Regions from separate parts of the Homo sapiens genome. Here region 2 is linked to region 1. Evidence: chromatin loops called from intact Hi-C (ENCODE). Cell type or tissue: K562. All regions are shown on one strand. Links, peaks and the distances in the headings refer to the core of each region. The heading gives the core; the rest is flanking DNA. Region 1 has its middle 44 kb from the start of PTGIS. Region 2 holds the start of LINC01273 (long intergenic non-protein coding RNA 1273).

Evidence for each region. A loop is a pair of places that touch in the nucleus more often than their neighbours do. Peaks named below come from ENCODE experiments on the same cell type or tissue, not always from the same donor. Only the 100,000 strongest peaks of a DNase experiment are listed, where the experiment ranks them.
Region 2: a loop joins it to region 1, with 10 times the contacts of the local background. A loop is called at or near these places in 2 of 110 quality-filtered maps.

The regions. Positions count from the first base shown.
Region 1 is chr20:49,603,739-49,619,592 of GRCh38, reverse strand. No RefSeq gene overlaps it. Among named protein-coding and RNA genes, the nearest start is that of PTGIS, 44 kb to the right of the region's middle. RefSeq lists a silencer at 8,292-8,411 and an enhancer at 8,137-8,637. In K562, for the core only: CTCF peaks have their summits at 8,304 (motif pointing left), 8,821 and 10,477 (motif pointing right); DNase peaks (open chromatin) are centred at 8,322, 8,802, 10,502 and 10,752; H3K4me3 peaks cover 913 bases; H3K27me3 peaks cover 1,303 bases.
Region 2 is chr20:50,170,077-50,185,930 of GRCh38, reverse strand. It overlaps LINC01273 (long intergenic non-protein coding RNA 1273), which reads right to left and starts at 13,361. Exons shown (of 3, transcript NR_109943.1): 1 at 13,143-13,361; 2 at 12,914-13,008; 3 at 9,260-9,650. It overlaps CEBPB-AS1 (CEBPB antisense RNA 1), which reads left to right. Exons shown (of 7, transcript NR_125739.1): 7 at 1-1,328. RefSeq lists enhancers at 6,262-6,761, 13,162-13,663. In K562, for the core only: CTCF peaks have their summits at 6,542 (motif pointing right) and 7,352 (motif pointing left); a DNase peak (open chromatin) is centred at 6,520.

The DNA.
Region 1 (15,854 bases), core at 4,223-12,222:
TCCCCCACCCACACATCCATTCATCCATCCATCCATCTCATCCATCCCACTCATTCATCCATCCATCCCATCCATCTCATTCATCCATCCATCCATCCATCGATCCAACTATCCATTCATCCATCCATCCATTCACCCTATCCATCCATCCCCCACCCACCCATTCATCCATCCACCTATTCATCCATCTATTCATCCATCCTATCCATCCCATTCATTCATCCCTCCTATCCATCTCATTCATTCATCCCTCCATTTCATCCATCCATTCATCCCATCCATCCATCCCATCTATCCATCCATCTCATCCATCCATCCCTCATCATCCATCTATCCATCCATCTCATCCACCCATCCATCATCCATCTATCCAACTACCCATTCCAGCTATTCATTACCCATCCACCCATCCATTCATCCATCGGTTCATCTCAACCATCCATTTATCACATCCATCCATTCATCCCATCCATCTATCATCCATCCATCCCATCCATCCCATCCATTCATTCATCCATCTCATCCATCCATCCATCCATCCAATATTTATTGAGCATTTTCTATGTGCCAGGCACTGTGCTGTGTGTACCTGGTTTCCATCTAATGCACTGAATAAGAAAGATATTAAATCCCTGCCTTCATGGGACCAACATTCTGGGGAAGAGAGGTGGATAGACAATAAACAAGTCAACAAGTAAGTGAGCTCCCGACATTGCTGAGTTATGAAGGGAATAAACAGGATGATAGGGTTGAGAGTGACCAGGGTGAAGGGTGAGGTCCTTCAATTAGATGATCAGGGAAGTGATCTCTGGAAAGGTGATGGTTGAGCTGGGCTTTAAAAGAAGAGAAAGAGGCAGTTATAGGAAGAGCAGAAGGAAGAGAGTTACAGACAGAAGAAACAGCAAGTGCAAAGGCCCCTAGGCAGGAAAGAACTTGGCTTGCTGGAGAACATGAAAGGAAGCCAATGTGGCTGAATAGGAAGGGAGGAGGGAAGGCTGGAGAAGAAGATGGGGCCTTGTAGGCCAATGTGAGGACTTGGGAGTCTTTGGAAAGGCAGCCAGAGGCCACTGGAAGGTTTCCAGCAGGCAAGTGACATGTTTTGATTTATGTTTCTGAAAGTTCCCCCGGCAGCATGGGAAGCAAATGTAGCAGCAAAAAAAAAAAAAAAAAAAAAAAAACCCCAAAAAGAAACAGCAAGGAGGTCAAGGGTGAGGACGGTAGCAGCCTGGACCAGGGTGGTGGCCATGGGGTTACAGAGAAATGGAAAACTCAGGACAAATTTTGGAGGTGGTGGGAGGGAAACAGAGGACTTGAGAATGATACGTCACTTTGATGCTTGAGCTACAGGGTGGTGTCACTGAGGAACAAAGACTGGAGAGTGCGGAGATAAGGAAGGAGGAATGAAATAAGTCTTTGTGGGGAACCAGGCTGTGTTTTTAGGATATTTCAAGTAGGTAACTCGACATTCAAGTCCAGAGCCCTGGAGAGAGATCAAGGATGCTGTTGGGAGTCTGAGATGTATCAGAACACATGTTTGTTTAAAGCCACTGAGTTGGAGCTGCCAGGGAGGAGGAGGAGAGGCAGGGCCCATGGAGCATCTAGTGTCAGGAATAGAGGCTGTTTCAAGAAGGATGTTTCGAGAAGGAGAGGGAGGTCAATAGTGTCAAACGTTGCTGAGAAGTGGCTCTGAGCACGGGATCCCACACTGGGACTTGGCAGCAAGGATCACAACACCAAGAGCCATTTGGTGACACAGGGGATGAAGGCCTGCTCAAGGGCACCGAGGAGAGGGTGGCGGTGAGGAGAGGGTGGCCGTGTAGAGAGGGTGGTGGTGTGGAGAGGGTGGGGTGTGGAGAGGGTGATGGTGTGGAGAGGGTGGGGTGTGGAGAGGGTGATGGTGTGGAGAGGGTGGGGTGTGGAGAGGGTGGGGTGTGGAGAGGGTGATGGTGTGGAGAGGGTGGGGTGTGGAGAGGGTGATGGTGTGGAGAGGGTGGGGTGTGGAGAGGGTGATGGTGTGGAGAGGGCGGGGTGTGGAGAGGGTGATGGTGTGGAGAGGGTGATGGTGTGGAGAGGGTGGGGTGTGGAGAGGGTGATGGTGTGGAGAGGGTGATGGTGTGGAGAGGGTGGGGTGTGGAGAGGGTGGGGTGAGGAGAGGGGGTGAGGTGAGGAGGGTGCAGGGTGAGGAGGGTGGCGGGGTGTGAAAGTGGGTGGGGGAGTATGCACAGCTTCCACCAGAAGTTCAGCCTTAGGTGGGACGGAGGACCAGGGTGCTTGTTGGAAGATGATGAGGGTCAAGAGAGTACACTGTGCGTTTTTTTGTTCTTGTTTTTGTTTTGTTTTGTTTGAGATGGAGTCTCACTCTCTTGCCCAGGCTGGAGCGCAATGACGAAATCTGGGCTCACTGCAACCTCTGCCTCCCAGGTTCAAGTGATTCTCCTGCCTCAGCCTCCCAAGTAGCTGGGACTATAGGCAGGCACCACCACACCCAGGTAATTTTTGTATTTTTAGTAGAGACAGGGTTTCGCTGTGTTGGCCAGGCTGGTCTTGAACTCCTGACCTCAGGTGATCTGCCCACCTCGGCCTCCCTAAGTGCTGGGGTTACAGGCATGAGCCACTGCGCCCGGCCACGTTGTATGTTTTTTTTTTTAACACAGGAGATCCCGGGAGGAAAAGAAACTGAGGCTGCACAAGACAGGCAACTGGGTTCCAGTAGTACCAATTGTGTGCTCACTCTCTGTGTGACCTTGGGCACGTTAGAGGGACATTCTGGGCCTCAGGTTTTACATCCCTAGAATGGGCTCCTCGGGTCCCAGGTGACTTACATGTTGAGGTGAGCTCGTCCTGGGTGGGAGAGGTCCCCAGGACAGGGCAAGCTCCAGCACAGAGCCAGCTTCTGTTTGCGATTGTCCCAGGCTGTCCCCAAGGAGGCCATCAGGCCCCACCAGTCTCACGTTACTGCACTGACAATCCTGCCTTGCTCTGAGGTTCACAATCAGACCTGGCTGGTCCCTTGAGGCTCAGTCCTGAATGCTGCACTTTGCTGGGGGGGTTGGGGGGGGATTAGAGCTTTAGAGTCTGAGGGGCTTCCAGGTCCAGGCAGAGGCTCTGGAATGACAAGGACTTGGATTTCACCCTGGCTCTGCCACTTCCTGGCTTGGGGACCTTGAGCAAGGACTTTACCTCTTTAGGTCTTAGTTTCCTCATCTGCAAAACAGGAATCACCATGCATCATGATCATCACCCGCTATTGAGAAGATTAAGTAAGAGAATAGCTGTAGAATGCCTAGCACATATTAAGTGCTCAATAAATGCTAGCTGGCTTGCCCTATCTATCTGTCTTGCTTATAGAAACCGAGTTCTGCTTAGGAGGCTCTCTCTTCTTGTGTCCTGTTACCTGGGTGGAGCCTGGGCCCCTGGGGCTCTGATGGGCAGCCTTGTCCTCCGCCACACCCACAAGAGTCTAGTCCTGTGGGGCCCACAGCCTTCCCCACTGTCTGCACTTACCTGTCCCGCCTTTCTGCCCTCCGGTCTAAACTCGGTATCAGCAATTGGCCAGGATTCTACCCAGCACAAAGGGAGGGGCACTGCGGCCTGGGGCTTGCACGAGACAGCAGGTGCACCGCAGGCCAGGGAGGGCAGGGGACTTGCCAGAGGCCACACAGCACAGGGAGGAGGGCAGATTTGGGGGTAGTTTGTCACTCTGGCTTCTGCAGGACATCCAGCTCATGTGGCAGTGGCTGTGCTTGGCAGCTGCTGGGCAGGGCACCAAGGACGGACCCTGGGGCGGCTCCTGGCTGCCGGAGGTTAGCTCTGGGCCAGGCCTGGTGACTCAGCAGACCTACTGATCAGGGCCTGGTCGTGTTCCCCACAGTCCCACGGTGTAGGTCCTTCATGCCTGCCAACACCCAGTGTCACCTAGAGGTCGTAGGGCAGAGCTTAGCAGATGGGGAGCAGTGCTGGCTCCAGCTGGCATTGTTCTATCCCCTCCAGCCCTGCAGATCCCACAGCCCAATGGGCTGAGGCTGAATCCTGGCACTGTCTCTACGTAGCTGTGTGACCTTAGGTAAATCATTCAATCTCTGAGCATCAGTTTCCTCATCCGTGAAATGGGGATAATAATGCCTATGCTCTTTGATAGGAGGATTTAAAATGCAACTGTCTGGGCATGGTGTCTCATGCCTGTAATCCAAGCACTTTGGGAGGCCAAGGCGGGAGGATCGCTTGAGTCCAGGAGTTTGAGACCAGCCCTGGCAACATGGCGAGACCCTGTCTCCACAAAAAATAAAAAAAATAGCCAGGCATGGTGGTGCGTGCCTGTAGTCCCAGCTACTCTGGAGGCTGAGGTAGGAGGATCGCTTGAGCCTGTGAGGTCGAGGCTGCAGTGAGCTGAGATTGCACCACTGCTCTCCAGCCTGGGTGACAGAGCAACACCTCGTCTGAAAAACAATGACGACAACAACAACAATAACAACAACAACAACAAACCAATCAAACAAACCCCCCCCCCCCCACACACACACACACACACACAACCACCAAACCCTCTGGAGGCTCCCACTGCACTTGGAAGAAAGCGCTATTCCCTACTCGCAAGGCCTTGAGAGGTCCAGCCGGCTCACCTCCGCGGGGCCTCCCCTCCCCGTTCTCCCTTTGTTTTCTCTACTCCAGCCTCTCTGGCCTCCTCACTGCTCCTCTGTCTCCCTGAGCTTGTTCCCACTCCGGACATTTACCTTTGCTGGTCCCTCTGTATCTAAGTCCCTGGAGGTACCCAGTGCTATGTGGGTGAAGGGCAAAATAAGGCCAGCTTTTAGTAGCCAGTTTCTCATTCACCCATTAATGCATTTCTTCATTTAAAATCATTTCCCTGAGCACCTACTATGTTGCAGGCCCCGAGGTAGGTGCTGGGGATGAAGCTGTGGAGTATCCTAGTTATATCAACTCTCAGGGTAAGAGGGGCTGACCCTTGACTACCAAACCTTCAGTGGCTCCCTATTGTCCCAGGCCAAAGTTCATACTTCCGATCTCAGAATGCTTGCTTTTCCTATGTGGGTCCAGGTGGCTGTGTTAGTAGCTCTCAGAGTCCCTGAGGCCATTGCCACTGCTGCCGAATTTTTTGTTTGTTTGTTTGTTTGTTTGTTTGTTTGTTTTGAGATGGAATCTCGCTCAGTCACCCAGGCTGGAGTACAGTGGCGCAATCTCGGCTCACTGCAAGCTCTGCCTCCCAGGTTCACACCATTCTCCTGCCTCAGCCTCCCGAGTAGCTGGGACTACAGGCGCCCGCCACCACGCCTGGCTAATTTTTATTGTATTTTTAGTAGACACGGGGTTTCACCGTGTTAGCCAGGATGGTCTCGATCTTCTGATCTCGTGATCTGCCCGTCTCGGCCTCCCAAAGTGCTGGGATTACAGGCGTGAGCCACCGTGCCCGGCCGCTGCTGAATTGTTTTACATTCTCAGGGTTTCTGCTCCTGCCGCCCCCGACCCTGGCACCTGGCTGCGCTCACACAAACATACAGGGGTTGCCTCCTATTCCTCCTGGCTCTTCCTGGCCTTGCTCACATCCACCTTCCCCCCAGAGCCTGGGTGAGTGTTGATGCTTTCTCAGTCCAACATCATTTATTTATTTTGAGACAGGGTCTGGCTCTGTCACCCAGGCTGGAGTGCAGTGGTGCAATCTCGGCTCACTGTAGCCTCAACCTCACAGGCTCAAGCGATCCTCCTACCTCAGCCTCCTTAGTAGCTGGGACTATAGGCACACACCACCATGCCTGGCCTGCGTCATCGTTTAAGGCCCTCAGCCTATCTGTCATTCTTTGTAGAAATATTCTCTCATCAGGACCTCACATCAACCCCATAGCCTAGTTAGGTTGATCTTATCCCTGTTTCACAGATGAGGAAACCAAGGCACAGAGAGGTCAAGTAACTTGCCCAAGGACACACAGCTAGTACAGGGGACTTGAGCCCAGCAAGCTGATCCCAGGTCTGCGTTCTTCACATTCCTGCTCTGCTATCTTCACTATTCAGCTGGGCTTTTCCAGAAATGCTTCCTGCTATCAGGCTGGGAACATGCCCTCATGCGTCCCCACTGCCCGCGGAGGGAGGCCCAGCTCCTGTTCGTTTATAGCCACTCTTTACCTGCTGGCTCTGCAGACCTCCTTCAGTCGGGAGGCCTGCGCTTTCCTTGGCCTGCTCTTCTGAGGCTGCCCTCCAAAGCCCTGGAACATTCTATAATCCCAGTGCTGGGCGCTTCACAGTCATTGCCCTGTGTAGGGCTCTCATTATCCCCATCTTACAGATGGAGGAACAGAGGCTTGGAAAAAGGAGATCATATCTGCCCCACACTGGAAAGCAGGAGACCTGTGGAACCCAGGTCTGTCTGACCAAACACCCCAGCCATGCTCACCTGACGGTCCTCATGCTTAGTGTCGTGATAGCCGACCATGAAAGTTGACTACTATGACCGACCACCACTACTGACCGCCACAGATGGCCACTCCAGCCAGCCACTATAGCTGACTGCTGGAACTGACCACCTGCTCTTAAACACCTGCTGAATCAGGCCTGGTTCCCACTACTCTACCCAGGCAGTCTCACACCATTGCTGGAAGGTTGCTTCTATTTTTCACCCCATTGTATTTATTTATTTATTTATTTAGACTGAGTGTTGCTCTGTTGCCCAGGCTGGAGTGCAGTTGCGTGATCTTCGCTCACTGCAGCCTCAACCTTGCTAGCTCAAGTGATTGTCCCACCTCAGCCTCCCGAGTAGCTGGGACTACAGGCGTGTGCCACCATGCCCAGCTAATTTTTGTATTTTTTGTAGAGACGAGGTTTCACCATGTTGCTCAGCTGGTCTCAAACTCCTGGACTCAAGCGATCTACCCACTTTGGCCTCCCAAAATGCTGGGATTACAGGTGTGAGCCACTGCACCCAGCTTTCACCCTGTGTTAGAGATGAGGGAACTTAGGGTCTGAGAGGGAGCATGACATGACCAAGGTCACTCTGCTAGCAGGGGGCAGGGCTAGACTTAGAACCAGGGCTGGGGGACTGCAAAAGCCTCACACAGCTGCCCTGCATGTCCCAGTGACCAGGCCACCTGCATTTTTGCCCCACCCCAGGGAAACTTGAGTCTCCTGAGAAGGTCTGGCTTTTCTATTGTCCCCACCCAAAGCTCCTTGGGAGTTGACAAGAGGGACCAGCCTTGGGCTTCCGGCTTGGGTGCCCTGGACTTTTCCCATGCAGCTGTCAATGGGCCTTTGTGTGTCCAGGCTGCCTGGCCCTTGTCCACACCACATGGCTTCCTGATGACTTGGGGCGCTCGGCCAGCAGCTGTGTGTGGCCTGGGGACCCATCACCCACTGGGCAGGACGCTCTAAATGCCTTAAGGCAGGGACTTGAGCAGCCCCTAGGCCTTCGCCCTGACTTTTCCCTCTGCCAGGAAAGACCTTTCTTCAAATTCTGCCATGATCGGCAGCTTCTATCCTTCAAGGCACAACTCAAATGCCACCACTTCAAAGAGGTGACCATCTGGCTCACTGGAAGTTGCACTCTAAGAGGGCAGGGGTTTGTCTGCTGGGTAGGGGAGACAGACAATAAAGAAGGCTAGGCAGAGTGGCATAATCCCAGCACTTTGGGAGGCAGAGGCAGGAGGATCACTTGAACCCAGAAGTTTGAGACTAGCCTGGGCAACATAGTGAGACCCTGTCTCTACTAAAAAAAAAAAAAAAAAAAAAAATAGCCGGGTGTGGTGGTGCACACCTGTGGTCCCAGCTACTTGGAGGCTGAGGTGGAAGGATCACTTGAACCCAGGAGGTTGAGGCTGCAGTGAGCCTAGATTGTGCCACTGCACTCCAGCTTGGGTGACAGAGCAAGACCTTGTCTCAAAGCAAAACCAAAAACAACAACAACAAAAACCCAAAAATGTAATAAGTTAACATTTCAACAAGATCCTTTCGGGTCATTGAATGGAGCGTGTCTAGGACAGGGTCTTTCTGAGGTGGTGACATCTGAACAGAAACCTGGATGAAAAGGAGAAACCCCCGTGAGCCCCTGCGGAGCCCAGACGCAGGCACACAGTAGGCGCTCAGTAAATGAATGTGGCTGCGCAGGCCATGGCTCTGACTGCCGTGGGGGCGACTTTCCCCTCCAGGGGGCGCCTGGCAATGTCTGGGGACAGTTTTGGCTGTCACACGGCGCGCGGGGGGAAGGAGGAATGCAACAGACTCCGAGTAGTCGGAGGCCAAGGGTGCGGCTAAGCGTCCTGCCCCGCACAGGTAGCCCGCGGGATGACCCGGTCCCCGCGCGTCCTGGGTGCGGCTCGGGCGCTCCCTGGCGGCTGCACGGGGCATTGCAGCAGTCCCCGAAGAGCCTGGCGATGGGAAAGGTCCGTCCCTGCAGCGCCCGCGTGGTGACACCAGCAGCAGCGTGATAACCGCACCGCGAGCGTGTACCTGTCAACACGAGGGTAAACCCAAACTCCACGTCCACACTGCCAGGCAACTCAGGGTGAATGCATCCGCAACCCACTCCTCATCTCCCGCAGAAACCTGCTCTGCCCACAGCCTTCTTAGCCTTAAGGGCAGCCAGCTCCACCCTCCCCAGAGGCTCAGGGAGTCATTCATCCCCGACTCCTCTCTGTCTGCCACCGACATGTCCCATCCACCAGCTAATCCTGTCTGTTCCACCTTCAGGATACATCCAGACTCTGTCTCCCCACTCCACTGCCCCGCCAAGCCCAGCCGCCATCCTGTGTGCGGTCACCTCCTCCCCGAGCTCGCAGCCTCCACCCTGGGTCCTAACACTCTGGCCTCCTGGTGGAGTGATTCTGCAAGGGCCTAAGTCAGGCCAGGCTCCTCCCCTGCTCAGAACCCTCCATGACTCCCAGCTCACTCACAATGAGAGCCAAGGTCCCTCAATGGCCCTCAAGGCCTAATTTAAAATTGAAACACACTCCAGCCCCACCCTCTCAGTCTTCTGTGCTGCCTTTTTTTTTTTTTTTTTTTTTTTTTTAAGACAGGGTCTCGCTCTGTCACCCAGGCTGGAGTGCAGTGGTGCGATCTCGGCTCACTGCAACCTCCACCTCCCAGGTTCAAGCGATTCTCGTGCCTCAACCTCCCGAGTACCTGAGAGGCACGCCACCACGCCCAGCTAATTTTTGTATTTTTAGTAAAGGCAGGGTTTCACCATGCTGGCCAGGCTGGTCTCAAACTCCTGACCTCAAGTGATTCACCAGCCTCGGCCTCCCAAAGTGCTGGGATTACAGGCGTGAGCCACCGCGCCCAGCCTTTTTGAGAAAGGGTCTCGCTGTGTCACCTGGACTGGAGTTCAGTGACACAATCACGGCTCACTGCAGCCTCGATCTCGACTAGGCTCAGGCAATCCTCCCACCTCAGTCTCCCAAGTAGGTGGGACTACAGGCATGAGCCACCATGCCCAGCTAATTTTTTGTGTTTTTAGTAGAGACAGGGTCTGTACTATGCTATGTTGCCCAGGCTGGTTCCAAACTCCTGGGATCAGGTGATCCTCCCGCCTCAGCCTCCCAAAGTGCTGGGATTACAGGTGTGAGCCACCGTGCACAGCTTTTACTCTATTTTTATATACAGCAAGAATCACCAAGTGCCATATATTTTACTTATTTGTCTTGCTTATTGCCCATCCTCTCTTTGTGAACAGCTGCTGGGGGCAGGGATGGGCTGTGTCTTTCTGGTCACTGGCATCTCTCCAGCACTCAGCACTGTGTCTGGCACTCAGTAGGTGCTCAACGAATATTTGTTGAATGAATGGATGGGTGGGTGGATGGACGGATGGGGATGGATGGATAGATGGATGGATGGTTGGATAGATGGATGGGTAGGTGGATGGATGGGTGGATGGATGGATCTGCCAATAGCAGCATAGCGGTTTAAGAGCACAAATCCCAGCCTCACATTAGAACTTTGGGGGTTCTGGTTCCACCTCCACCACCTACAAGCTGTGCAAGCTTGGATGGGCTAGATGACCTCTCTGGCCCTCAGCTTCCCAACAGGAATAAAAAGAACACCCACCTTGTGTTCTGACAGCATTAAACCCCTTAATCCATGTAAATCCACAGCTGAGCCTGGGCTCAGGCACACAGTAGGTGCTTAGTAAACATATGCAGATGGACAGATGCCAGGGCAGTGGTTCTGACTGCTCTGGGGTAAGCAGTAGGTGCTGCATAGGGACAAGTGTCTTACTTTAGTCACTGTTCCCAGCCTACCTCCTCCCCTCTCCACTCGCTAAACCCCTGAAGGGTAGGGATCATGTCTCAGTCATCTTTCTTTGCACATAGTAGGTGCTCATTAAGTGCTGGCATTGAGAGGAGGACACTGATGTTGGAGGAGTGCCTCCTGTTTGCCCTGCAAACTGAGAGGCAGATTCTCCTACCCCACCTTACAGGTGAAGAAACCGAGGCTCAGGGACCCCTGAGAGCAGAGGGAAGGGACGTCATTCTGCAGAGTGACCAGCAGGGGGCGAGCGGGACTGCTCTGTGGCTCCGAGGACCCAGCGGCAGGTGCACTGCTCTGAGAGTGAACGCTGCCTTACATTTTGCACGGTAGGCACCTCGCTTTTCTCACCTTAGTACCAGCCCTGGTCGGAAGGGCCCTGTCACACCAGGACACGCCTTTCTTCTGCCTTGCATCGAGCGCTTATGCTCTCCCAGGCGCTGTGCTAAGGGCTTCCCACATATATTAGCTCATGTGGTCTTCATGACAGCAGATGTGCGGCAGGTCCTGTTACTGCCCCCTTTCTGCAGAGGTGATAGCTGAGTCCAGGAGAGGTCACTAGCCAGAGGTAATGCCGTTCCACCATTGCATGTTGCATGTACGAAGGCAGATCTCATGCCTTCGGATCACATGCCATGATTGTGTAAAAACATGTGTGTGGACTCGTTTGCAGAGGGGTGCATGTACCTGCATGAAAGAAGGGAAGCAGACATTTGTGACCAAGAAGGTGGACAGTGGCAGAGCACAAGAGTTTGTCTAAGTTATTACATCCATGACCTTTCCATGTCAGAGAAGCGGGGAGCTGGGGGAGCCCAGAAAGGCAGAGCTTGGCTCAGCCTCAGGGGATGCTCCTGGGGCAGAGGGGGAAGCCCACCTGATTTTTCAGGGAGGAATCATGGTTACCAGATGGAAGCAAGAGGACATTTCGGGCTGGAGGAACAAAGTGTACAAAGGCCCAGGGGCTGTTCAGGGAACCCCAATGGCTGAGTCTGGCTAAATTGGAGTGAAAGGGAGGAGGGAGGCAGGATGAGGCAGACATATGGCGGAGCTTGATTCACTGAGACTTAGAGGTGAACGCAGACCATGGGGTCAGATGCAGGGCACGTAGGACACTGTGAAGTCCCAGAAAACAGTCTTCTACCTCCTGCGGGAATTTCAAAGGGCTATCAATGTTCCCCTCTTCCAGATGGGCAAGCTGAGGCTCGGAGAGGTGGGACAACTTGCCCAGGTGTCCTGTACATGGCAGGTTGGGATTTGAACCTACTCTGGGAACTTCTGCACTTTGCTGCTTTTTGAGAAAACACCATGAACTCAGAACAATTCCATGAATTCTGACCAAATGAATGAATGTATGGGTGGGTGGGTGGATGGATGGATGGGTGGGTGGATGGATGGATGGATGGATGGATGGACGGACAGATGGATGGGTGGATAGATGGATCTGCCAATAGCAGCACAGTGGTTTAAGAGCACAAATCCCAGTCTCACATTAGAACTTTGTGGGTTCTAGTTCCACCTCCACCACCTACAAGCTGTGCAACCTTGGATGGGCTAGATGACCTCTCTGGGCCTCAGCTTCCCAACAGGAATAAAAATAGCACCCACCTTGTGTTCTGACAGAATTAAATGCAACCCATGTGCCTGGTACTGGGCTGAGTGTCTTCTCAGCATTGTTTTATTGAATTCTCAGAGATCATCATAGGAAGGAGGTGTTATTATTTTCCTTTCTTTTACAGGTAAAGCACCATGACTCAGAGAAGGCAAGTGACTTGCCTAAAATCACAGGGCCCACAGAGTCACAGCCAGAATGCAAGCCTGGGCCCTCAGATCTGGAGTATGCCCTCTTCACCATGGCTCCAGGCACCAAAACTCCAGGTAGCTTTGGATTTTGTGCTATCTGTGTTTTATTTTCCTTAATATATATTTTAAACGGACTTTCTGCCCACATTTTTCTTTAAACCTGTTTCTGCAGAGGAAACTTTATATCATTAGCAAACATGGAAAACCTATATCATTTATCATGAAAACAGTTATGAAAATAAGGCTGGGTGCCAGGCACGATGGCTCACACCTGTAATCCCAGCACTTTGGGAGGCTGAGGTGGGCAGATAACAAGGTCAGTAGTTCGAGACCAGCCTGGCCAACATAGTGAAACCCCAACTCTACTAAAAATATAAAAATTAGCCAGCTATGGTGGCGCATGCCTGTAGTCCCAGCTACTTGGGAGGCTGAGGCAGAAGAATCGCTTGAACCCAGAAGGCGGAGGTTGTGGTGAGCCGAGATCATGCCACTGCACTCCAGCCTGGGCAACAGAGTGAGCTTCCGTCTAAAAAAAAAAAAAAGGAAATAAGAAAATAAGGCTGGACATGGCGGCTCACGCCTGTAATCTCAGCGCTTTGGGAGGTCAAGGCAGGCAGATCACCTGAGGTCAGAAGTTCAAGACTGCCTGGCCAATATGGTGAAACCTTGTCCCTACTAAAAATACAAAAATTAGCCAGGCATGGTGGTGCACACCTGTAATCTCAGCTACTAAGGAGGCTGAGGCAGGAGAATCACTTGAACCCAGGAGGCGGAGGTTGCAGGTTGAGCTGAGATGGTGCCACTGCACTCAAGCCAGGGTGACAGAGTGAGACTCTGTCTCAAAAAAAAAATTATGAAAATAAGTACAAGAAGTGCTAAAAAATATCATGATATTCTTGCCAGATGCTCTTGCTTGCACAGTCAGGAGTCAGGGGCCTGTGAGAACTTTGTTAGAAAGAAGAGAGTTCGGCGGCTCAAGCCTGTAATCCCAGCACTTTGGGAGGCCGAGGTGGGCGGATCACGAGGTCAGGAGATCAAGACCATCCTGGCCAACATGGTGAAACCCCGTCTCTACTAAAAATACAAAAATTAGCTGGGTGTGGTGGCGGGCACCTGTAATCCCAGCTACTCAGGAGGCTGAGGCAGGAGAATCGCTTGAACCAGGGAGTCAGAGGTTACAGTGAGCTGAGATGGCACCATTGCACTCCAGCCTGGCCACAGAGCGAGACTCCGTCTCAAAAAAAAAAAAAAAAAAAGGAAAGAAAGAAGAGAATTAGCGAGGTGATGGGGAGATGTTAGCGGCAGGGATTTTTTTTTTTTCTTGAAATGCTCAGAGCAGCTGCAAGAGAATCCCCATAGGAAGAACTTCTGCTCTGTGATTTCATGCCCTGTGGGACCTAGAATAACCCACAGACCTCGAGTGTGGCAGCAGCTGGGCAGGCCACTCAACCCCAGGTCGGATCCTTCTCAGCTCGCCTGGGGCTGTCCCAGGCCCTGCAACAAAGTCCTTGTCCGAATGTACTGGGTGGGTGGGGGTATCCTGGCAGCAGAGCCCTGACTATGCCCTCTCACCCTCTGCTCCTCGCTGACAGAGTTCCCTCAAGGCAGGGTATACAGCTGGCACTCAGCCAGGCCTCCAGAGCCTGGGCTGCAAAGATTCAGTGTTTGGTGGCTGGTTTTATATATTTATTTGAGACGGAGTTTTGCTCTGTTGCCCAGGCTGGAGTGCAGTGGCACGATCTTGGCTCGCCACAACCTCCGCCTGCCGGGTTCAAGCGATTCTCCTGCCTCAGTGCCCGGCCCCTATTTTTTTTTTTTAATAGAAAAATGTTCCTTGCACCACCAACTCTTTCCTGGGCAGGGTTGGGAAACCATTTCCAGATGGGAAATAATTTTAGGGAAGAGAAACAGCTAAAATTACAGGCCATTCTGCTGCCAGCTCTCGCTGGGATGAGCCAGCCATGGCCCTAGAACTTTCCCAAAGTGGGGTGGGTGGGTCTGGGTGGGGAGAGAAGCCAGGATGGACTGTTGAGATGGGATGTCCCTCGGGCTGTCCATGTTCAGGCCTCGTGAGCATCTCCGAACAGCCTTGGCGGCTGCTTCTGGGGGCTGCTCGCTGATATCAAACACTCACCCATCCCCCTTCAATTCTCACCACGACCCGTGAGGGCAGAAGCTTGGAAACATCCCTGGTGTAGCCTCAGGATCCAGCTGCCGTTTTACAGAAAATCCCAAGGACAGAACGTGTTGAACCATGACACGGTGCTGTCATCAGCCTAACCCAGACCCAGGGATCTCTGCAGGTTAAATGGCCCAGGTACTGCGCAGGTAAATTGTAAGGAAAAGAAAGGGATGGAGGAGGAATAGAAACTAAAAGAGACATCAAGTTTTTAAAAAGTGGGCAAGATTAAGTATAGTGTCTGGGGCTGCTCACATGGTTGGTAAAACAAGAAAGAAACACAAGTGATATCCATAACACTTAGGGTAGCAGTGACTTTTGGGAGGGGCAGGGCTTTGAGAGGACAGGGTTCTGCAGGGGTTTCCAGGGGTGGCAGGCAAAGTTACATTTCTTGACCTAGAGGTGGTCACGAGGGTGTTCAGTTGCCTTATAATAAATCATTAAGTCACATGCTTATGCTGTGTGGTTTTTGTATCTGTATCTGTTCTATTTTTCAAAAAAAAAAAAATCCCAAGTTTAAAAAACAACAATAACAACAAAATATCCCCCATGCAGATGAAGAACGGGGGGCTTGGAGGATTGAAGTGATTCTTCCATGCGGAGTGAGTGGGGAGCTGGAATCTGAACCAGCTTATAAGCCACAGCCTGTTTATTCATTCAACAAATATTTGCCAAGCCCCAGGGCTGTGCCAGGGACTGGGCTAGCAGCGAGTGAGAGAGACATCCTGTCCTCATGGAGCCCAGAGGCTCAGTAGTCAGCCAGGTTAGAGAACCGTGACACCCTCCTGCCAGGGTGCCTGCCAGGTATCTTGGAGGAACTGCATCTTGGGGATAGATGGCTGAGCTCACAGGATTTAAGTGAAATCTCCAGGGGCTAAAAGCAGATATGAGTTGGAAATTGCAGCCTGACCCGATGCCTGAGGTAGGGTTTGCCTACCATGGGTGGGATCAAAGGGACTTTTAAAAAGACTTCTAATTTTGATGGCCAGGTGCAGTGGCTCACGTCTGTAATACCAGCACTTTGGGAGGCCGAGGCGGGTGGACCACTTGAGGTCAGGAGTTCAAGACCAGCCTGGCCAACATGGTGAAACCCCATCTCTACCAAAAATACAAAAATTAGCTGGGCATGGTGGCGGGTGCCTATAATCCCAGCTACTCGGGAGGCTGAGGCAGGAGAATCGCTTGAACCCGGGAGGCGGAGGTTGCAGTAAGCCGAGATCACGCCACTGCACTCCAGCCTGGGCGACAGAGTGAGACTCTGTCCCCACCCCCCAAAAAAGAAAAGAGAATCCAACTTGTACATCTGAACTTGAGCTCAGACATGTAAATTATCCCCTTGTTAGCCACAGGTTCGACCTCACTTTCTTCTTTTTTTTTTTTAGACAGGGTCTCGCTCTGTTACCCAGGCTGTAGTGCAGTGGTGCAATCACAGCTCACTGCAGCTTTGATCCCCCAGGCTCGAGTGATCTTCCCACCTCAGCTTCCCAAGTGGCTGGGACCACAGGTGGGTGCCACCACACCTGGCTAAGTTTTAAATATTTTTTGTAGAGTTGAGGTTTCGCTGTGTTGCCCAGGCTGGTCTCGAACTCTGGGGCTGAAGTGATCCTTCCACCTTGGCCTCCCAAAAGGTTGG
Region 2 (15,854 bases), core at 2,686-10,685, 570 kb before region 1:
GCTTCTTGGGCTCAGGTGATCCTCCCACCTCAACCTCCCAAGTAGCTGGGACCACAGGGGCATGCCACCACACCCAGCTGATTTTTTAATGTTTTGTAGAGATCAGGTCTCATTATATTGCCCAAGCTGGGGGAGTTGATTTTAACTTTATGTTAGAGTAGTCAGGGAAGACCTCACTGAGGTGACATTTAAGCAAAAACCTGAATGTGGTGAAGCAGGTATCTGGGGGACCTTGGACCACACAAAGGGAACAGCAAGTGCAAAGGCCCTGAGGTAGGAGCACGTAGTTGTGGTGATGACGGAGAGTAGCAGGAATTTGTGTCATAGAAATAGTGGGGGCTGGCCAGGCACAGCGGCTCATGCCTGCAATCCTAGCACTTTGGGAGGCCGAGGTGGGTGGATTACTTGAGGTCAGGAGTCTGAGACCAGCCTGGCCAACATGGTGAAACCCCATCTCTACTAAAAATTAAAAAAAAAAAAATGGCCAGGCATGGTGGCGTGCATCTGTAATCCCAGCTATTCAGGAGGCTGAGACATGAGAATCACTTGAACCCGGGAGGCGGAGGTTGCAGTGAGCCGAAATTGTGCCTCTGCACTCCAACCTGGGTGACAAAGCAAGACTCTGCCTCCAAAAAAAAAAAAATGGAACATGGAAACATGGAATGGGAGAAAATATTTGCAAATCATATATCTGATAAGGGGTTCATATCCAGAATACATAAAGAACTGTTACAACTCAACAGCAATAAAAACAACTCAATTAAAAATGGGCAAAGGACTTGAATAAACATTTCTCCAGAGAAAACTGTGAATGGCTAATAATCACATGATAAGATACTCAACATCACTAACCATTAAGGAAATACAAACCAAAACTGCAATGAGGCGCAACACTTTGGTGGATCACCTGAGGTCAAGAGTTGGAGACCAGCCTGGCCGACACGGTGAAACCCCGTCTCTACTAAAAATACAAAAATTAGCTGGGCGTGATGGTACGTGCGTATAGTCCCAGCTACTTGGGAGGCTGAGGCAGGAGAATCACTTGAACCTGGGAGGTGGAGGTTGCAGCAAGCCAAGATCACGCCACTGCACCCCAGCCTGGGCAACTGAGTGAGACTCCATCTAAAAAACAAACAAAACGCAATGAGAAGAGAGGATTTTGAATGTTCCCGACACAAAGAAATGATAAACGCTTGAGGTAATGGATATCCTAATTACCCAGATTTGATTATTACACGTTGTATACATGTATTGAAATATCATTTTGTAACCCATGAACATGTACAATTATGTGTCAACTAAAAATAAAAGGAATAAAACACAATGAGATACCACCTTACGCCCATTAGGCTGGCTGCTGCGTTGGGAAGGATGTGTAGAAACTGGAATGCTTGTGTAGCTACTGTGGGAAATGGTATGGCTGTTCCTCAAAAAATTAAAAATAGAATTACCAAATGACCCAGCAATTTTATTTCTGGGTGTGTATCCAAACGAATTGAAAGCAAGATCTTGAAGAGATATTTGTACACTCACGTTCATAGCAGCCTTCTTCACAATAGCCAAAAGGTGGAAGCAATTAGCTGGGTGTGGTGGCGGGTGCCTGTAATCCCTGCTACTTGGGAGGCTGAGACAGGAGAATCGCTTGAACCTGGGAGGTAGAGGTTGCAGTGAGCTGAGATCGCACCACTGCACTCCAGCCTAGGTGACAGAGCAAGACGCCGACTTAAAAAAAAAAAAAAAAAAAAAAAAAGAGGTGGAAGCCACCCGTGTCCATCGATGGACGAATGGACAAAATGTGATGTGTCTGTACAATAGAATGTTATTTAGCCTTAAAAAGTAAGGAGATTCTGACACAGGCTACAACACGGATGAACCTTAAGGATATTGTGCTAAGTGAAATAAGCCAGTCACAAAAGGACAAATACTGCATGATACCACTTACATGAAGTGCCTTGAGTAGTCAGATTCATAAAGACAGAAAATAGAACAGTGGTTGCCAGGAGCTGAGGTAGGAGGAAGTTCTTGTTTAATGGATATAGAGTTCCATCTTTGGGAAGATGGAAAGAGTTCTGGAGATGGATGGTGGTGACGATTACCCAACAGCGTGAATGTCCTTAATGGCACCAAACTGTGCACTTAAAATGGTTAATATGGTAAGTTTTATGTTCTGCGTATTTTACAATTTGAAAAAAAAGGCCAACGTGGGCCAGGCGCAGTGGTTCACACCTGTAATCCCAGCACTTTGGGAGGCCGAGGCAGGAGGATCCCTTGAGCCCAGGAGTTCAAGACCAGCCTGGGCAATACAGTAAGATCTCTTTTTTTTTTTTTTTTTTTTTTTTTTTTTGAGACGGAGTCTCGCTCTGTCGCCCAGGCTGGAGTGCAGTGGCGCGATCTCGGCTCACTGCAAGCTCCGCCTTCCTGGTTCACGCCATTCTGCCTCAGCCTCCCAAGTAGCTGGGACTACAGGCGCCCGCCACTGCGCCCAGCTAATTTTTTGTATTTTTAGTAGAGACGGAGTTTCACCGTGGTCTCGATCTCCTGACCTCCTGATCCACCCGCCTCGGCCTCCCAAAGTGCTGGGATTACAGGCATGAGCCACCACGCCCGGCCTCTCATTTCTAACAAACAAACAAAAGATGGATCTTCACCTGTGGACAGAGAAAGATGTCCACTGGCATTGTGACTTGAGAGGCAACAGGCAGGGCAGGGGCCTGGTAAAGTCACGTTTGTCTTGAAAACCTTTGCCATTAGCTAAAACGTTTTTAAAATGTGAATGACACGCAGTGTTGATGGTGTGGAAAAACAGGCACTCTTACAGCTTCAGTCTTTGTGCGAAGTGGCGTAACCTCCAGTTCTAATCTGGCCATGCCCATCAAAATGGGAAATGTCGCAGCCATAAAAAATGAGAGTTCATGTCCTTTGTAGTGACATGGATGAAGCTGGAAACCATCATTCTCAGCAAACTATCGCAAGGACAAAAAAAACCAAACACGGCATATTCTCACTCATAGGTGGAAATTGAACAATGAGAACACATGGACACAGGAAGGGGAACATCACACACCGGGGCCTGTTGTGGGGTGGGGGAAGGGGGTAGGGATAGCATTTGGAGATATACCTAATGTTAAATGACGAGTTACTGGGTGCAGCACACCAACATGGCACATGTATACATATGTAACTAACCTGCACATTGTGCACATGTACCCTAAAACTTAAAGTATAATTTAAAAAATAATAAAACAAAATATAAAAAAAGGAAAAAAACAAAATGGGAAATGTCACTGGACCCAGAAATGCAAGGCATTTATGCCACCAAGACACTCACATTTGCTTAAAGAAAAATGGAGAACAGCAAATGCTTTGCAATAGCAAAAGCTTGTGAGGTAACGTCAGTGGCTGTCATTACCAAAGAACACTAAGAAGAATGAGGTAGCTCCATGGGAGAGGACTTAGACCAGCACTGTCCAAGAGAACCTTCTAGAATGATGGACATGTTCTCTATCTGGGTTGTATCATACGGCAGCTATCAGCCATGTGTGTCTATTGAATTCCTGAAATGTGGCTAGTGTACTTGAGGAACTGAATTTTTAATTTTATTGAATTGTATTTAAATTTAAATTAAGGCTGGGTGCAGTGGCTCACACCTGTAATCCCAGCACTTTGGGAGGCCAAGGCGGGTGGATCATGAGGTCAGGAGTTCAAGACCAGCCTGGCCAAGATGGTGAAACCCCATCTCTACTAAAAAAAAAAACCCACAAAAATTAGCCAGGCACAGTGGCAGGTGCCTATAATCCCAGCTACTCAGGAGGCTGAGGCAAGAGAATCACTTGAACCCGGGCAGCAGAGGTTGCAGTGAGCCGAGATCATGCCACTGCACTCCAGCCTGGGCAACAGAGTGAGACTCCATCTTAAAAAAAAAAAAAAAAAAATTAGCCGGTCATGGTGGTGTGTGCCTGTAGTCCCAGCTACTTGGGAGGCTGAGGCAGGAGGAGTGCTCTACTTTTAAAAAATACATAAAAATTTAATCTTTTAAAATACATTTAAATCACCTCCTGGACTAGCGACTACTATATTGAACAGTACACATCTAGAACAATCTCCAAGATCTATCATTAATTGGAAAAAAAATAAAAGCCAAGAGCAGGCCGGATGTGTGGTGTGCGAACCCCACATAAATGAGGGGAGGAGTGGAAATGTACTCACGTATTCTTTTTGGTTTGTTTATCTGTTTAGAAACAGGGTCTCACTGTATCACCCAGGCTGGACTGCAGTGGCTGTTCACAGGGAGATCATAGCACACAAATTCCTGGGTCTGGCGATCCTCCCACCTCAGCCTCCTGAGTAGCTGGGACTGCAGACGTGCGCCACCGCACCCAGCTTCATGTATTTGAGGATGCAGAGGCTCATGCTGGAAGGGTCATAAGAAACCAGCAACAGTAGTAGCCCAGGGCCGGGGGTTCTGGCTGCCACCATGTAACACTGCACCTCAAAACTTAGTGAATAACGCTGCAATAACCGTGCAAGCGCAGATATTTCTTCAACATACTAGATTCATTTCCATAGGATATGTGCAAGCGCAGATATTTCTTCAACACACTAGATTCATTTCCATGGGATATATACCCAGTGGTGGGGTTACTGGATTATATAGTAATGCCTTTTTTTTTTTTTTTTTTCAAAACAGAGTCTCACTTTGTTGCCCAGGCTGGAGTGCAGTGGCATGATCTCAGATCTCAGCTCACTGCAAATTCCACTTCCCAGGTTCAAGCAGCTCTCATGCCTTAGCCTCCCAAATAGCTGGATTACAGGTGTGTGCCACCACGCCCTAAAAATACAAAATAAAAAATTTTTGTATTTTTAGTAGAGACAGGGTTTTGCCATGTAGGCCAGGCTAGTCTTGAACTCCTGACCTCAAGTGATCCACCCACCTCGGCCGCCCAAAGTGTTGGGATTACAGGTGTGAGCTACCACGCCCGGCCAGTAATTCTGTTTTTTAAGGGCTTAAAATAACCACCAGTATATTTGCTCACGATCCTGTAGGTGAGGAATTAGGACAGAGCATGAGGGGACGGCTTATCTCTGCTCCAAGCGTCCACAGTGGCTTCTGTGCTCCACGTGTGGCACCTCACGGCTGGCCCGAGTGGCGGATGGCTGGCTGGACCATGTGTCTGCTGCCTTAGTTCATTCCTCAGTGCTCCCTCTGGCAGTTTCTTTCTCCCCATGTGGCCTCTGCACATGCTGCAAGTTGTCCCTTCAAGTAGCCTCTCCTCCTGGCCTCTCTTGCCCTTTCCATGTGGTCTCCTCAGCACAGTCTTTTTTTTTTTTTTTTTTTTTTTTAAACCTTGCACTTTTTGCAACCAGCACAGACTTCTTACACAGCTGCTGGCCTCCCCCAGAACACAAAAGTGGAAGCTGCTGCTTAAGACTTAAGCCAGCCAGGCGCGGTGGCTCACGCCTGTAATCCCAGCACTTTGGGAGGCCGAGGCGGGTGGATCATTTCAGGTCAGGAGTTCAAGACCGGCCTGGCCAACATGGTGAAACCCTATCTCTACTAAAAATACAAAAATTAGCCAGGCGCAGTGGCACGACCCTGTAATCCCAGCTACTCAGGAGGCTGAGGCAGGAGAATCACTTGAGCCCAGGAAGGGGAGCAGAGGCTGCAGTGAGCCAAGATTGAGCCACTGCACTCCAGCCTGGGCAACAGAACAAGACCCTGTCTCAAAAAAAAAAAAAACTCAATTCACCATGGGGCCTAGCGTGGTGGCTCACGCCTATAATCCCAGCACTTTGAGAGGCCAAAGCAGGAGGATCACTTGAGGCCAGGAGTTCAAGACAAGCCGGTCAACATAGCGAGACCCCCCCGTCTATACAAAAAAATCCAAAATTAGCCAGGTATGGTGGTGCGCATCTGCAGTCCCAGACATTCAGGAGATTGAGGCAGGAGGATCTCTTGGGCCCGAGAGGTCAAGGCTGCAGTGAGCCATGACTGTGTCACTGCACTCCAGCCTGGGTGATGGAGCAAGACCTTGTCTCTAAAAAGAAAAAAAAAAAATGTTTGCCATGGACACGTATGACCTTATGATTGGTTGGGTCCAGAATGTTGCCCGGTCCTGCTTCCACACCTTGGTTGTGCTGTTCCCCTGCCTGTAACAGTCTTCCTTTCCATCCCCAGCTGTCGAAATGCCCAGGGAAACGTTCCCTGAATGCCCAAGTCCGTTACTCTCCCCTCCTCCAGGCTCCAGCTGGACTTCAGGCCTCTGGGCCTCACTCCATCCACCCTACTGGAGTTAGTGTTGTGTAGTCTCCCTCTCCTGGGAACCCCTCTAGGGTCTGCGCAATCTTGGTCATCTCTGTCCACACACACATACAGTGGAATCATGCAGGTGCTGAGTAGGTGCTCAGTGACTTGAGGGCCCAAACCAGGAAAATACACATTTGCCCAACCCACCTTCCCCAACCCACCCCACCCCACCCCCACGCCCCGCCACAGGCATCATGGGTTGCGCTGCCTAGAATGGCCACAAGGTGGCGCGGGAGCCCCGCCTCCGATCTCTGCAACCTCTGAACTGGGAAACAGCTTCAGACTGGGGTTCCTGAGGGCCAGAGACCCCCGGGAGAGGGGGCCTCAAGCCCAGCTTTAAAGAGAAAGCTTACAGGCCAGGCGCGGTGGCTCACGCCTGTAATCCCAGCATTTTGGGAGGCCCAGGCGGGCAGATCACCTGAGGTCAGGAGTTCGAGACCAGCCTGACCAACATGGTGAAACCCCCGTCTCTACTAAAAATACAAAATACAAAAATATTAAAAATACAAAAATTAGCCCGGTGTGGTGGTGCATGCCTATAATCCCAGCTACTTGGGAGGCTGAGGCAGGAGAATCGCTTGAACCCGGGAGGCAGAGGTTGCGGTGAGCCGAGATCGCACCATTGCACTCCAGCCTGGGCAAAAAGAGTGAAACTCGGTCTCAAAAAAAAAAAAAAAAAGAAAGCTTACTGCCTACTCCCCTCCTCAAATTCAAAATTTACTTCCTCTTCAAGTAAATGGACTTTAATTATAGGCGTGCCAGCACTGATAGCTGCAACAATCTCTGAAATCTTGTTTGAGTGAAAGATGCCAGATGCCAAGAACTTCCTGTGTGATCCCATCTGTTTAGAGCTCTAGAACAGGCAGAACTCACCCATGAGGAAAATATCAGCACGGTGGTTGCCAGTTGGGGGAGAGCACAACTGAGGAGGGGACAAGGGTGCTCGCTGGGGTGATGGTGTGTGTTTCGTGTGAGTTTCCTAAGGCCGCCATGATAAGATACCACAAACCCAAAACAACAGAAATTTATTCTCCCCTGAAACCAGGGTCCTGCTCCCTCTGGAGGCTCTGGGGAAGAATCCCTCCTTGCCTCTTCCATGGTGCTTGCCCGCCATCCACCATGTTCCTTGGCTCTAGCTGCCTCACCCCAATCTCTGCCTTAATCTTCCAACGGCCTTCTTCCAGTGCCTTCTTCCCTCTGTGTGTTCACCTCCAAATCTCCCTCTCCTTTCTCTTATATAAACACCAGTCATTGGATTTAGAGCCCCCACAATCCAGAATGATCTCATCTTAAGTTGGGTTCATCTGCAAGCCCCTATTTCCAAATAAGGTCACATTCACAGGTCCCAGGGGTTAGGACTTGAACATATCTTCTTGGGGGACACAATTCAACCCACTGCATGTTTAACATCTTGGAGGGAGTTTGGGCAGTGCAGGTGGATGCATTTGTCAAAAGTAATCAAAAGTGGCTGGGCGCAGTGGCTCACCCCTGTAATCCCAGCACTTTGGGAGGCTGGGGCGGGTGAATCACTTGAGGTCAGGAGCTCAAGACCAGCCTGGCCAACATGGTGAAACCCCATCTCTACTAAAAATACAAAAATTAGCCTGGTGCAGTGGCAGGCGCCTGTAATCCCAACTGCTCAGGAGGCTGAGGCAGAAGAATCACTTGAACCCTGGAGGCAGAGGTTGCAGTGAGCAGAGATCGCAACACTAGACTCAGCCTTGGTGACAGAGCAAAACTCCATCTCAAAAAAATAATAATAATAATCAAAAGTACACCTAAAGGTGCAGTTCACCAAATGTAAGCTTTACAGACAGAGAAACAAATATTTGACTCTAGTTAATGACGTGCACACTGACATCTTGACATGCACACTGACATCTTGAGGGGTATCTGCAGCTTACCCAATTAAATGTTAAAAATAAAACAAGCCAGCCATGGTGACTGCCACCTGTAATCCCAGCACTTTGGGAGGCCAAGGCGGGTGGATCACTTGAGGTCAGGAGTTCAAGACCAGCCTGGCCAACATGGTGAAACTGCGTCTCTACTAAAAATTAGCTGAATGTGGTGGCGCACGCCTGTAATCCCAGTTACTTGTGAGGCTGAGGTAGGAGAATTGCTTGAACCTGGGAGAGGGATGTTGCAGTGAACCGAGATCGTGCCACTGCACTCCAGCCTGGGTGACAGAGTGAAACTCCATCTCAAAAAAATAACTGAAATAAATAAATAAATATAAAAATAAAACAGATTAATGAATAAACAGAGGTAGAGCCCCACCAATGCCACTTTTGAGAATCTATCCTGAGGAGCTCATCATGAAAATAACTCAAGCCTGCTCCTCACCACACATTCATTTAGGCTTTTCTTTAGATAAGATCTCTGTAGCCCAGGCTCAAGTACGTCGGCACCATCACAGCTCACTGCAGCCTCAACACCCCCAGACTCAGGTGCCCTTCCCTCCTCTGCCTCCCAAGTAGCTGGGACCACAGGCACGCACCACCATGCCAGGCTAATTTTTTTTTTTTTTTTTTTGGAGACAGGGTCTGCCACTCTGTCACCCAGGCTAGAGTGCAGTGGCACAATCACGGCTCACTGCAATCTCAGCCTCCCCAGGCTCAAGCAATCCTCACATTTCAGCCTCCCAAGTAGCTGGGACTACAGGCACACACCACCACACCTGGCTAATTTTTTTGCATTTTGTAGAGACAGGATTTTGCCATGTTTCCCAGGCTGGTCTCAAACTCATGGGCTCAAGCGATCTGCCTACCTCGGCTTCCCAAAATGCTGAGAAGCCACTGTGCTCGGCCTAGTCATTTAAACATTTTAATGATGAAAACTATGGAAACCAACTCAGTGCTCAGCTTTGCCACCCCCACTGGAGCACCTGGGGACTCAGCCTGAGGCTGTGGGAGGCATCAGGTGCGGGAAGCCTCTGAAATGAAGGGAAAGGTTGAACGTGGTTGCGTTTGCTTTATTACAGAAAGAATTATTCCAGCTTTCATCCAGTTCTCAGGGCCAGGCCGGTAACCCCCACAGAGGTGAAGGCCCCTGGTCAGCTGGGTGCTGGGTGCCCACCGGGTGCTGACATGCATACTCAGACCCCTCAAGAGGAAAGGGTGGCCTCCTTCACCAGGAAGCCGGCGCTGGTCCCGGCCCTGTCGCCGGGAACGTAAGCAACTGGGCCTCTTTTTCCTGGGCATTTATGCTGTGCCAGGCACTGCCCGAGGGGGTTGTATTTCTTCATATATTTATTCCCTTCTCTTCTGGTACCTGCCATCCACCTCTTCTCACCCCCACTCAAAGGCAGCCATTCTGTCACTTTGTGTCTTTTTGCTGGAATGTGTCCCTGCAAAACACATGTGGCTACTTTGTGGCATGAACACTTGTGTGAAGGGTTTTGTAGCTGTGGCTCATCCACGGTCCTTTCTATGAGCAGTCCCCAGTCTCAGCCGCCCAGTCCCTGGGGTAGACACCCAAGTGACCCCCAACCTGCCCCACCACAGATAAGGTGAGCTGCCACCTCCTTGCACCCTCTAGGGCTGGTGTGAGGATGTCTCTGGGACTTTGGCTTGAGAGTAGGTTGTAGGGGATGGGGGGACTAATTTGACTAAGTACCAGGTGCTCTACAGAAAGGCTGTCCCGTCTCCACTCACACCAGCTGTGCCCAAGGGTTTTATATCCCATATCTTCCACCACCGCTTGGTACTATTCACCATTTTTTTTTTTTTTTTTTTTTGAGACAGAGTCTTGCTCTGTCGCCCAGGCTGGAGTGCAGTGGTGCAATCTCAGCTCACTGCAACCTCCACCTCCTAGATTCAAGCAATTCTCGTGCCTCAGCCTCCCGAGTAGCTGGGACTACAAGTGCCCACCACCATGCCTGGCTAATTTTTGTATTTTTAGTAGACACGGAGTTTCTCCATGTTGGCCAGGCTGGTCTCGAACTCCTGACCTCAGGTGATCTACCTGCCTTGGCCTCCCAAAGTGCTGGGATTTCAGGCGTGCACCAACACACCTGGCACTATTCACCTTTTAAATTTTTTTTTAATTTTGAAATACTTTCAGACTTAGAGAAAAGTTACAAATACTTCAAATATTTCCCAAATGTTTTCATTTTACTACATTTGATGTATCATATTCTCCTTCTTTCTCTCTCTCTCTCTCCACAGACACACACACACACACACACACACGCACATGTGTCGTTTTTTGTTTGTTTGCTTTTTGAGACAGGGTCTCTCTGTCACCTTTTTAATTAGCCAGGCGTGGTGTTGCACATTTGTAGGCCCAGCTACTCAGGAGGCTGAGGTGGGAGGATCGCTTGAATCCAGGAGTTCGAGGCTATAGTGAGCAGGTATCATGCCACTGCACTCCCTCCTGGGCAACAGAGCGAGACACCATCTCCAAAGAAAAAAAAAAAGAAAAAAAAACAAAACAAAAAGATGTCTGCGGTTGGGCATGGTGGCTCATGCCTGTAATCCCAGCACTTTGAGAGGCCAAGGCGGGTGGATCACGAGGCCAGGAGTTCAAGACCAGCCTGGCCAACATGGTGAAACCCTGTCCCTACTAAAAATACAAAAATTAGCCGGGCGTGGTGGTGGGCGCCTGTAATCCCAGCTACTCGGGAGGCGGAGACAGGGGAATCGCTTGAACCCGGGAGGCAGAGGTTGCTGTGAGCCGAAATTGTGCCACTGTACTCCAGCTTGGACAACAGAGCGAGACCCTGTGTCAATAAATAAATAAATAAATAAATAAATAATGTGACCTGTTAATGTGAGTTACATATTTAATTTAAAATTGTCTAGACTGACCAGCCTGTGCAACATAGTGAGACTCCATCTCTATGAAAAAATTTAAAAATTAACTGGACATAGTGGTGCCTGCCTGTAGTCTCAGATACTTGGGAGGTGAGGCAGGAGGACTGCCTGAGCCCAGGACTTCAAGGCTCCAGTGAGCTATGACTGCACTCCAGCCTCGGTGACAGAGCAAGACCTTGTCTCTAAAAATAAATATTTTCTTTTTTGAGACAGAGTTTTGCTCTTGTTGCCTGGGCTGGAGTGCAATGACACTATCAGCTCATCGCAACCTCCATCTCCCGGGTTCAAGCGATTCTCCTGTCTCAGCCTCCCGAGTAGCTGGGATTACAGGCATGCACCACCACACCTGGCTAATTTTGTATTTTTAGTAGAGGCGGGGTTTCTCCATGTTGGTCAGGCTGGTCTCAAACTCTCAACCTCATGTGATCCATCCACCTTGGCCTCCCAAAGTGCTGGGATTACAGGCGTGAGCCACCGCACCCGGCTTCTTTTTTTTTTTTTTTTTTAATTTTTTGAGACAGAGTCTCACTCTGTTGCCCAGGCTGGAATGCAGTGGTGCTATCTCTGCTCACTGCAACCTTCACCTCCCAGGTTCAAGCGATTCTCCTGACTCAGTCTCCTGAGTAGCTGGGATTACAGGCGCCTGCCACCACGCCTGGCTAATTTTTTTTGTATTTTTAATAGAGACAGTGTTACACCATTTTGGCCAGGCTGGTCTCGAACTCATGACCCCAGGTATTCCACCTGCCTCAGCTTCCCAAAGTGCTGGGATTACAAACATGAGCCACTGCACCCCGCCAAGGGTTGTAGTTCTTAAAGTCTTTCTTTATCAGGCATATAAGAATGAGACCCCTCTCTTCATGGTCTGCCTCTATTTGTGAAGGTTTTCTTAACATTAGTGACACCAGGCCAGGCGCGGTGGCTCACGTTTGTAATCCCAGCACTTTGGGAGGCTGAGGAGGGCGGATTACGAGGTCAGGAGATCGAGACCACGATGAAACCCCGTCTCTACTAAAAATGCAAAAAATTAGCTGGGCGTGGTGGCGGGTGCCTGCAGTCCCAGCTACTCCAAGAGGCTGAGGCAGGAGAATGGTGTGAAGCTGGGAGGCGGAGCTTGCAGTGAGCCGAGATCGCACCACTGCACTCCCTCCTGGGCAACAGAGCGAGACTCCATCTCAAAAAAAAAAAAAAAAAAAAAAAAAAAAACATTAGTGACACCATTTTGATTCTGACAACTGTCACACATTTTTTTATTGTGGTAAAATATTTAACAGAATATTTATATTTTTCACCATTATTAAGTGTACAATTCAGTGGCATTAAATGCATTCACACTAGGCACAGTGGCTCACACCTGTAATCCCAGCACTTTGGGAGGCCAAGGCGGGAGAATTACTTGAGCCCAAGTGTTCAAGACCAGCCTGGGCAACATAGCGATACCCCCATCTCTACAAAAAAATACAAGAAAAATCAGCCAGGCGTGGTGGCACGCACCTGTAGTCCCAGCTACTCGGGAGGCTGAGGTGGGAAAATCACTTGAGCACGGGAGGTCGAAGCTGCAGTGAGCTAGGATTGCACCACTGCAGTCCAGCCTGGGCAACAGAATAAGACCTTGTCACAAAAAACAAAGAAAAGAAAAAAAATTCACAATGCTGTATACTCGTCATAACTCTCTGTATCCAAAACTTTTCCATCATCCCCAACACAAACTCTGTCCTCATTCAACAATTCCCCCCTCTCTCCAGGTAATCTCTATTCTATTTTCCATCTCTCAGAATCTGCCCATCCCAGGTACCTCATACAACATTGTCCTTCTGTGTCTGGCTTCTTTCACTGAGCACAATGTTTTCCAGGTCCATAGGTGTTGTGGTCTGTGTTGGAATGTTCTTCCTGGGACAAAACAAGGCCTGTCTGACTCCAGGGCTGCCCCCGATCCCCCACGCCCACCTGCCTGTCCCCTCTGCAGGCCTCAGTGCTTCTGTCTGTAGGAAGGGAAGGGCTGGGCGGCCTGCTGGGCTGGTCACCTGCCACCTTGCCGTCAGCGCCTTCCCTCGCGTTAATCACTGTTCAGCCAGAAAACCGAAACCCCTGAACACCGCAACAGAGACTCTCCCACAGGGAACGGGTTACAGAGACGACGGTGGAGGCAGAGGCCGAACGGGATGGGGAGGACGCTCCGAGAAAGAAATCGCAGCCGCAGAGAGCCACTGCCACCTCTAAGCTGGAGGGGCTGGTAAGGTTGCTGTAGCCCAGGGCCTGCGTCACTCCGCAAAGCGGGAGGCACAGGGGCCTGTCCCGGGGCGCTCCCCGACCGGGGCCTCCCGTTGGCCAATAGGAACTCACCGGACGCGAGCCTGGGAAAGGCGCCGCAGGGTCAGCTCTGGGATACACAGAGCAGAGCTGCAGAGGGCGGAGCTTGGATCGGAAGGCAAAGAGCCCCCGCCCCCGCCCGACAGACCCTCCCTCCCTGGTCAACTCCTACCAGGCAGCCCCCACTGTGGCTCCAAGCCCTGGCTTCTCGGACCCAGCTTCCTTCTGTCCCGCTGGCCTAGGGTGGAGCGCCTCCAGCTGTGGCCAATGCTTCACCTGGCCTTTCTGCATCTCGGCTCGTCCGTCCTCTGTGTAAGCAATGCCTGTATTCCATCCCTTCTGTCTGAAATGCCTAGGGTGGTCTCCCTCTTCCAGACTGGCCCCCAATGAGACACCAGTGGTGCTGTCGTTTACAGAGTGGCCACAGTGCTACCACGGGAGGTTAGTGGATGGCTGAGTCATGAACCAGAAAGGAGGGCAGAAGTGAGGTGAGATGGGTCCCCAAGGCAGGGCCACTCCGTGGTAAGTGCAGGATCTCAAGGCAGACCCTGAGCTTTACAGAGACGTTGAGTGGCCACAATCAGGCCCCCAGCTCAGCCAGTGGACGGGCTCCATGTGGCACTGGGCCAAAGAAACCAGCCTCCACTGAGGGCCTCCTGTGTGCCCAGCTGTATTCCCACGTCAACCCCATCTCAGCTGGCAGGGCTCACCGTAATAGAGGACTGCAGACTGTGTGGTTTAATCAACAGAGATTGTTGTCAAGGTGTGAGCGGGGCTGGCTTCTCCCGCAGCCTCGCTCCGGGGCTTGTAGATGGCCGCCTTCTTGCTCTGGGCTCACATGGCCCTCCCTCTGTTTGTGTCTGTGTCCACATTTCCTCTTCCTATGAAGACAACGATTATATTGGATTAGGGTCCACCCTAATGACCTCATTTTTACTTAATTACCTTTTTTTTTTTTTCAAGAGGGAGCTTCACTCTGTGACCCAGGCTGGAGTGCAGTGGCGGGATCTCGGCTCACTGCAACTCCCGCCTCCCGGCTTCCAGCAATTCTCCTGCCTCAGCCTGCCGGGTAGCTAGGATTACAGATGTTCACCACCATGCCCAGCTAATTTTTGTATTTTTCCTAGAGATAGGGTTTCACCATGTTGGCCAGGCTGGTCTCGAATTCCTGACCTCAAGTAATCTGCCCACCTCCACCTCCCAAAGTGCTGGGATTACAGGCGTGAGCCGCTGTGCCTGGCCACTTAATTACCCCTTTAAAGGCCTTATTTCCAAATACAGTAACATTCTGAGGTACTGGGGGTTAGAATCTCAACATAATTATTTGGAGGAGGTCATCATTCAGCCTGTGACACCCCCCAGTTTCACAAGGTGGGCATTATCGGCCCTGTTTTCCAAATGAGGAAACTGAGGCCCAGAGAGTGGCTCACCCAAGGCCACCCAGAGCTGGGTCTCCTCAGGTCCAGGGCTCCCCACCCCCCACACCATGAGCAGGGCTGCTGCTCCACCTGCCAGCCCAGGGAATCTTCTGTCACTCTCTGTGACTGCCGCAGACCCTGGGAAACGGATTCCAATCCCTCTTCCTTTCGTTCCCTCTGCTGTGTGTAATAAGATGATGACCCACCATTTATTGGCCCTTTCCTATGTGTGAGGCTCTTCCACTAGCATTTCTCATGCATTCCATACACACACACGACACGGCTCCTCTGGCTCTGCTCAAGCCTCCTCAGAGATGCCCTCCTCACACACCCCACTTGTAACAATGCCTCCACCCACACCAGCACGCCTCCTGCTTTATTTTCGTTTGTAGTGTCATAAATACCTGAAATTAGGCTGGATACGGTGGTTCACGCCTGTAATCCCGCCACTGGGAGGCCGAGGTGGGTAAATTACTTGAGGCCAGGAGTTCGAGACTAGCCTGGGCGACATGGAAAAACCCCATCTCTACTAAAATACAAAAATTAGCCGACTACTAAAATACAAAAGTTAGCCGACATGGTGGTGTGTACCTGTAGTCCCAGCTACTTGGCAGGCCAAGGCATGAGAATCACTGGAACCCAGGAGGTGGAGGCTGCAGTGACTGAGATGGCACCAGTGCACTCCAACCTGGGTGACAAACTGAGACTCTGTCTCAAAAATAAATAAATAAATAAAAATAATACCTGAGATTATATCACATGCATGCTTATTGGTTTGTTGTGTTCTCTGCACTAGACTGTAAGCTCCAGGAGGGCAGGACCCAGGCCTCATCCCCTGCTGTATCCCTGGCACCTAGATGAGATTGTCAGTCACTGACATCTTTATTGAAATGTTGTTTCAATAAATTATTAAATAAATTAGTTCTTTCACCCAGCCCTCACCAATAATCTGTAACACGGGCCTTAGGATCCTTATTTTATTTTATTTTTTTTGAGACAGAGTCTTGC